Linked DNA regions of Mus musculus: region 1 is linked to region 2. A link is a contact called in ENCODE Hi-C or POLR2A ChIA-PET data. All regions are on one chromosome and are shown on one strand. The core of a region is the stretch at or near the end of the contact, and the rest is flanking DNA. Distances in the headings are between cores, read along the strand shown. Region 1 holds the start of Prcc (papillary renal cell carcinoma (translocation-associated)). Region 2 holds the start of Isg20l2 (interferon stimulated exonuclease gene 20-like 2).

Region 1 (3,214 bases), core at 151-2,650, 45 kb before region 2:
TGGAAGAGCATTTACCTACTATGTGTGAGGGAGGCTACAAGTCCAACTCCCATTGTGTGTGGGGGTGAGGGAGAGGCAATACTCAATTTCTTATACCAGGGATAGTGTAATACACTTTTTAATCCAGCACTTGGACTCTGAGACAAGAGGATCACAAGTTGAAGCCCAAGCTGAGCTACACAGTGATTCAAGAAAAGCCTGGGTTACAATACTAGAACCATGTCAAAATAAGTAAACATTCCATCTCTTCTCTAACTCCACTCATGTCCTTTACCTCCTTCCAGCCTTCTTATTTTAGAGATGGGGCAAAGGATAAGGCTGGTCCTGGATGTTCAACAGGAGCACTTTAGTCCCACCAGCTGTCACTTCAGGCGCCACTTTTAACCTGCCCTCAATATGGGAAGAGAAGCCAACTGAGATAAAGATGCTGAAAGGGAAAGAATTGTCTCCATGCATGCGCCTTAAGCCTGTCAGTACCAAGGATACCACGCATCCCTTTCTGCAAGGAAGTCCCAGGTTCCAGAATGCCTCATGGCCAATACCCTAACTCCCCAAAGCAGGCAAGTTCAGGTGAATTTAACCGCCTTCTAAGAGGATTCCAGCGGCTCGGAGTCAACGGATGCGTTTGTCGAGCTCCATTATGGTTACAAGTCCCTCCTACCCCTAAACTCCAGCCCAATGGGACTTGAGGTGCCCCCCCCCTCCATACTCACATCGCCCTTCTGCAGCTCCGGCGCCGCTATCCTAACCGGTTCGGTTCTCTTCTTTGGCTTGGGAAGGCCCAAGGGGGGTCCGACACCGCCCACAGCTGGGGGCAGACTGAGCCCAGGGCCTTGAGGCGATGGCAGCCCCAGCCCCTCTCCAACTCCCGCAGCTTCAGCAGGGCTCACTCCTGCAGGTGGCGGGAAGCCGCCCAGGCCAAAGGGCAGCGGCGGAGGCGGCTGCAGTCTGGGGTCTCCGGTGGGCGGGGGCAGCAGGAGCGGCGGGGGGAAGGCTGGGGCCAGCATCTGGGGGGGCGGGGGCAGCAAGGCCGGGCCTTTGGGTGCAGGAAGAGAAGCGAACAGGCCTCCTAAAGTGGGCCCTGGCATAGGAGCCGCCACATCCTCTTCCTCCGGCTCCGGCTCCGGCTCCGGCTCATCCGGCTCACTATCGTCGCTGCTGGCATAAGCAACCAGAGACATGGCGCCTCCCGCCTTTGGGACGCCCTTGCTGGCAGACTAGGCCTACTTGAGACCCGGGATGTCCCGGCGGCCTAGTAGGCCCTACCAGCGGGCAAGGCGGGGAACCGAAAAGCGCCTCCTGCTCCGTGCTCTAGAACTATCCCCGGCAGGAACCCATGGCTAGGGTTGATTTCCACCGAGTAAGAATTCCCGCTACACTTAAGCTCCTAGCACCAAGCAACTACACACACCTAATGGCCGCCGAGTCACTCCGCCTACTACTCACCTCACAGACTTAAGAACTACAATTCCCAGAGAAGACTTTAGCAACAACCCCATTCTCTACCTCCGGGAACTCAGTGCAAAGCATGGCGGGAATTGCAGTCTAAAGGTGGCGTAAAGGGTGCGCAGAAAGACTGAGCGAAAGCTTCCTCTGATGCAGTGATTCCTGGGATTCGTAGTTTGTTTGTTTGTTTGTTGTTGTGTGTCCTTTCAAGTCCTATGTTACTACAAGCCCCATGGATCAGCGCGGTAGCACGTAAGCATTTAGAGCATTTCGGTACTTGAAGTTCCTCAGAGCAGCTAAGGATTATGGGAGCTGTGGTACCCTTAGAAACTGCAAGTGTTGTCGGGAAAGTGATGAAGTCTGGGAAAGTAAATAGCTTAAAGGGAAAGTTACCTGTAAATAAAACAGTGATGCTTCCGAGTCGACCTGGGTGTTAGAACAAAGCACCCCAAGAAAAGACAAAGCTCTAGGGTACGTTATAAAATTAAGATTGCGAAGCCAGAAAGAAAACGAGGCCGCAGGCATCTGAGAGCATGGCAAGGGTGGTGTCATGCACCTTGAATCCCAGCACTAGGAAGTCAGACGCGGGCGGAGATCTGTGAGTTCGAGGCCAGCCTAGACTATGAAGTGAGGTCCAGGACAGCCAAGGTGACACAGAAAATCCTGTCTCTGTCTCACAGAAAAAAAAAAAAAAAAAAAAAAAAAAAAAAAAAAAAAAGAGTCAGTGCTCTTAACCAATGAATACACCAGTATACATCTAGTAACAGTACACACCTCCCATGAACGCTATCCCCATGAGTGTGGGGACTTGGGCTCCTTCCTCAGCAACTAGTGAGAAGCACGGGAAACTAGGGCAAGGTATTGGAGAATTGGAGATTAATCACTTTACCTCAGTAAAAGGACAGACTATGGCCCGGTACACTTCCAAGTTCTTAGGGGTTGATCACCTGTGCCCACCCTACAGTGCATGTGTCTTTGGCATTCATTTCTTGGCTGGATGTGCTGTCTTCTCGGCCTTTGCGTATGGCCCTCATATCCACCCACTTTTACTGCAGGCTTTTTCACATACTGCCCGTCTATGATGACGTGCTGTGCAACTGCTCTTCCCTGGCTCCCTGTGATTCTGGATCACTTCTGTCACCCTCTAACTGAGGGCCCTCTACTTGCCATGTCCTTTATACATGAACCCATCTCTCTGTGGGTACCTCCCTGCTCCTAAGAGCAGAAAACCTTTGAGGTCAGCCAACAACGAAAGAGCTGCTAGAGTTTGGCAGGGAGGAGGCTAAAGAACGTGGAAAGGGTGCTTTGAGCGAAGGATGAGGATTGTAAAGACTGTGAAAGGATGTGGCTCTTCCTCACCAGCCTCCTCGCCATGTGTCTGAACATTTGGCTTCATACACAAACTTATACCACCTTCTCTAGACATCTGCTTAAATCTCCCAGAATAACTTGTATACACCTGTGTTTAAACTATACTGAGTTTAGGCAGCTCAACATTACAGTGCTTAGCTAGCATGCACGTATGTACATGATTCAGAATTTGACACCCCACTGATACCTGTCCCCCCCCCAAAAAAAATTAAGATTTATTTATAGCCCAACAGTGGTGGCGCACGCCTTTAATCCCAGCACTTGGGCACTTAGGAGGCAGAGGCAGGCAGATTTCTGAGTTCAAAGCCAGCCTGGTCTACAGAGTGAGCTCCAGGACAGCCAGGGCTACACAGAGAAACCCTGTCTTGAAAAAAATATATATTGCCAGGCGTGGTGG
Region 2 (3,018 bases), core at 388-2,887:
AGGTATGGTGTCTATTATTAAAGGATCCCAGCACTCAGGTGGCAAAGGCCAGAATATCTCCATGAGATATTTCAACATAGTGAGTACCCATCTGAAAATAATGAACTAATTAAGGAGCAATTAAAAGCCTTGTTAGGAAGCCGGGCGTGGGCGTGGTGGCGCATGCCTTTAATCCCAGCACTCCAGAGGCAGAGGCAGGTGGATTTCTGAGTTCGAGGCCAGTCTGGTCTACAAAGTGAGTTCCAGGACAGCCAGGGCTATACAGAGAAACCCTGTCTCGAAAAAACAAAAAACAAACAAACAAAAATGCTTTTAACCACATAGCCATCTTGTTAGTCCTAGACAAACATTTACCCTAAAACAGCGGTTCTCAACCTGTAGGTTGGGACCTCTTTGGGGGTTCACACTTCAGCTATCCCGCATATCAGGTATTTACGATTCATAACAGTAGTAAAATTACAGTTACAGAGTAGCAACAAAAGATACTTTTATAGTTGGAGATCACAACATGAGGAACTGTACTAAATGGATGGATGTAGGATCACGAAGGTTGAGAATCACCCCACCCACAAGCCTTGCTGGTGCTCTTCTGTGTGTGTGGGGGGGAGTTGGGGGGAAATGAGACATGTCTCAACACTCGTTAAGCTGGCTGCAAGTCAAGACAATTCTGCCTTAGTCTTCTGAGGGGCGAGATTACAGAAAGGTAACTTTATGTATGTCTGCCCTGTTTTGTTTCCCTCCCCTCCTTTTTTAAAGTAACATCGTCCAGTCCAGGCTGCCCTAGAACTTGTTTTGTAGCCCAGGGGAACCTTTTACTCCCGATTCTCCTGCATCTACTTCTTAGGTGACAGGATTACAAGGGTACACCACATTTGGCCAAGCACTTCCTCTTCCCCAACCCACTCTTTATTGCCTTTAGTGGAGGATATCCTATGGAACATCTCGTTTCTCGTATGTTTCTATGCAACTGTAGCATGGCCAAATGTTGGTTGTGGGGTTTCAAATGAAACAAACAAAACTTAAGTATTAGAGTCAGAAGGCTGGGTGAAAAGTATTCTAGTAGTCAACGCGTTCCTTATTAGGAAGAGATAAAAGCTGTCTCCACATTTTCTCTGCAGTGGGCTCCTATTCACCCCCCGCCCCCCAAGAAGCACCCCGCCCTCAGCCCGGTGGCCTCACGATGATGTAGGCGTCCAGGATGGAACGGTAGTGAGCTAGGACGCGGGTGAGGTCCACAGCCAGTTGCCTTCTCTCCTCATGCGAGAGGCCATGGGCTGAAACGCCCCGCATCCTGTGGCGTGAAATGTCGGTGCAAGGAGGGAGGAGGTGAGGAGACACAAGGTCGGTACCACGAAACCATGCAACCCAAACCGGACTCAATTCTGCACGCCCGACGCAAAGCAAGAACTCCGAACCCGCCCGACGACACCTCTCAGGGCGATCCCGTCCTATTACAAATCCTTAGAACAAGGCGCACTTGCCCAACGTCACGACTTCCACTGGGCCAAGCCATTTGCGCAGCCGCAGGGGACTCGGAGACGTCACAGAAGCGCGCCCAGCACCAGCTTACGGCGAGGGGGTCAGCTGCAGGTCCCACCCTCCCTCCCGGAAGTGGGACCACGGTTCCGGCGCACTCTGTTCCGCTTCCCGCGGCCCACCACCTTCGAGTTGTACCTCCACGGGGCCCGAGGGGCCGGGGAGCGCATCCCGCCCCCGCCCCCACCCACGCCGCCGCCGCCGCCACCGCCGTTCCCGCTGCTCACGCACTCCGAGTCGCTGGCCTCGCTGCCTGAGGTGGGGGCGCTGCGGGCGCGTGCGCGCCGGCCGCCTTCCCGTTGTCGCCCGCGTTCTTGCCGTCCCGGCATACGTCGGCGCGCGCCTGCGCCTGCATCCGGCTTCGGACGCTTGCGATCTTAGTGGGGAACCAACTTGGAGGTAGGTGTATAGGGTGTTCGGGAATAGTTCGTGGATCGTCAAGAATGTGGTGGCCGAGGTGGCTGGCCCTCCACTGTGTCCTTACTGTGGGAGACAGGTAAGGTATGTGAGGAGATCGCCCCCACGTGGAGCCGAGGGAGCGCGACACCTGGATTTGGTCTTCATTTCGTAGCACGCTGAGAATTCCTGGGTGATCCAGAGGGTATTTGTGTTGTTTCTTCTCACCACTGGTACTTAAAAGTCTCATCTGACGCCCTTGTTTTGACTTCATAGACATGATAGAGTCGATCTCCGTGGGTCCCACATCTTTTTATCCGCAGCCTCAGCACCCTCATTTTATGTAATTAGATTTATTATTTGTCTGAGTGTTTTGTTTGTATTTATGTATGTGTATCGTTTAATTGCCCGGGGCCTGCAGAGATCGGAAGGCATCTAGTTTTTTCTGAAGCTGGAGGTACAGATGCTGTGAACTACTACAACGTGGGTGCCTGGAACTGAACTTAATATCTCTGCGAGAGCAACAAGGTTATAACTACTAAGGCGTTTCTCCAGCCCCAGCATCTTTAGTTTTTAAAATGGCACAGAGATCCGGAGAAGGGAAATAACCCTTTTAAGACCAACCTAAAGGTGAATTGTGGAGGCTTCAGTAGTTAGCCGGGCTTTGGGGCTTGTGGAAGTTATCACTTATGTCTTCCAGAACTGATCTTCTTTTCTCTCAGGCCTATGGTGCGGGAATCAGGATTACTTTGTCCCCAAGGCTGATTGCAGACCTCCACATGTTGAACTATGGGATTCCACAGAGGATGAGCCTCTCATCCTTTTGCTATCAGTGAGCCATTCTTCCCAGCTTCCTCCCACCATCCACTGATCTCATGTCTACCATACTCCTGAATTTAGACTTTGGGCAACCTTCGAAAAAGGCATTTGGAGGAAATGCCAAACATCAACGCTTTGTCAAGAAGCGAAGGTTCTTGGAACAGAAAGGATTTCTGAATAAAAAGAACCAACCCCCTAACAAGGTGTCTAAGTTGAACTCAGAACCTCCAAAGAAAGGGGAAACTTCAAGAGTAGATGGCATTTTGA

Evidence for each region. Hi-C counts contacts between places; a loop is a spot of excess contacts on that map. ChIA-PET counts read pairs that join two places held with the same protein, here RNA polymerase II (POLR2A).
Region 1: a loop to region 2 is called in a map of left cerebral cortex, with 10 times the contacts of the local background. The contact joins the promoter of Prcc here to the promoter of Isg20l2 in region 2. A Hi-C loop is called at or near these places in 13 of 37 maps with a recorded cell type or tissue (Patski, T-helper 17 cell, gastrocnemius and 4 more). POLR2A ChIA-PET finds 5 or more read pairs at or near these places in 4 of 5 experiments (Patski and embryonic stem cell).

The regions. Positions count from the first base shown.
Region 1 is chr3:87,884,162-87,887,375 of GRCm38, forward strand. It overlaps Prcc (papillary renal cell carcinoma (translocation-associated)), which reads right to left and starts at 1,401. Exons shown (of 7, transcript NM_033573.2): 1 at 714-1,401. The coding sequence starts at 1,181.
Region 2 is chr3:87,928,677-87,931,694 of GRCm38, forward strand. It overlaps Isg20l2 (interferon stimulated exonuclease gene 20-like 2), which reads left to right and starts at 1,638. Exons shown (of 4, transcript NM_177663.4): 1 at 1,638-1,935; 2 at 2,655-3,018. The coding sequence starts at 2,808. Rrnad1 (ribosomal RNA adenine dimethylase domain containing 1) reads right to left here and starts at 1,519. Exons shown (of 8, transcript NM_153562.4): 1 at 1,180-1,519. The coding sequence starts at 1,290.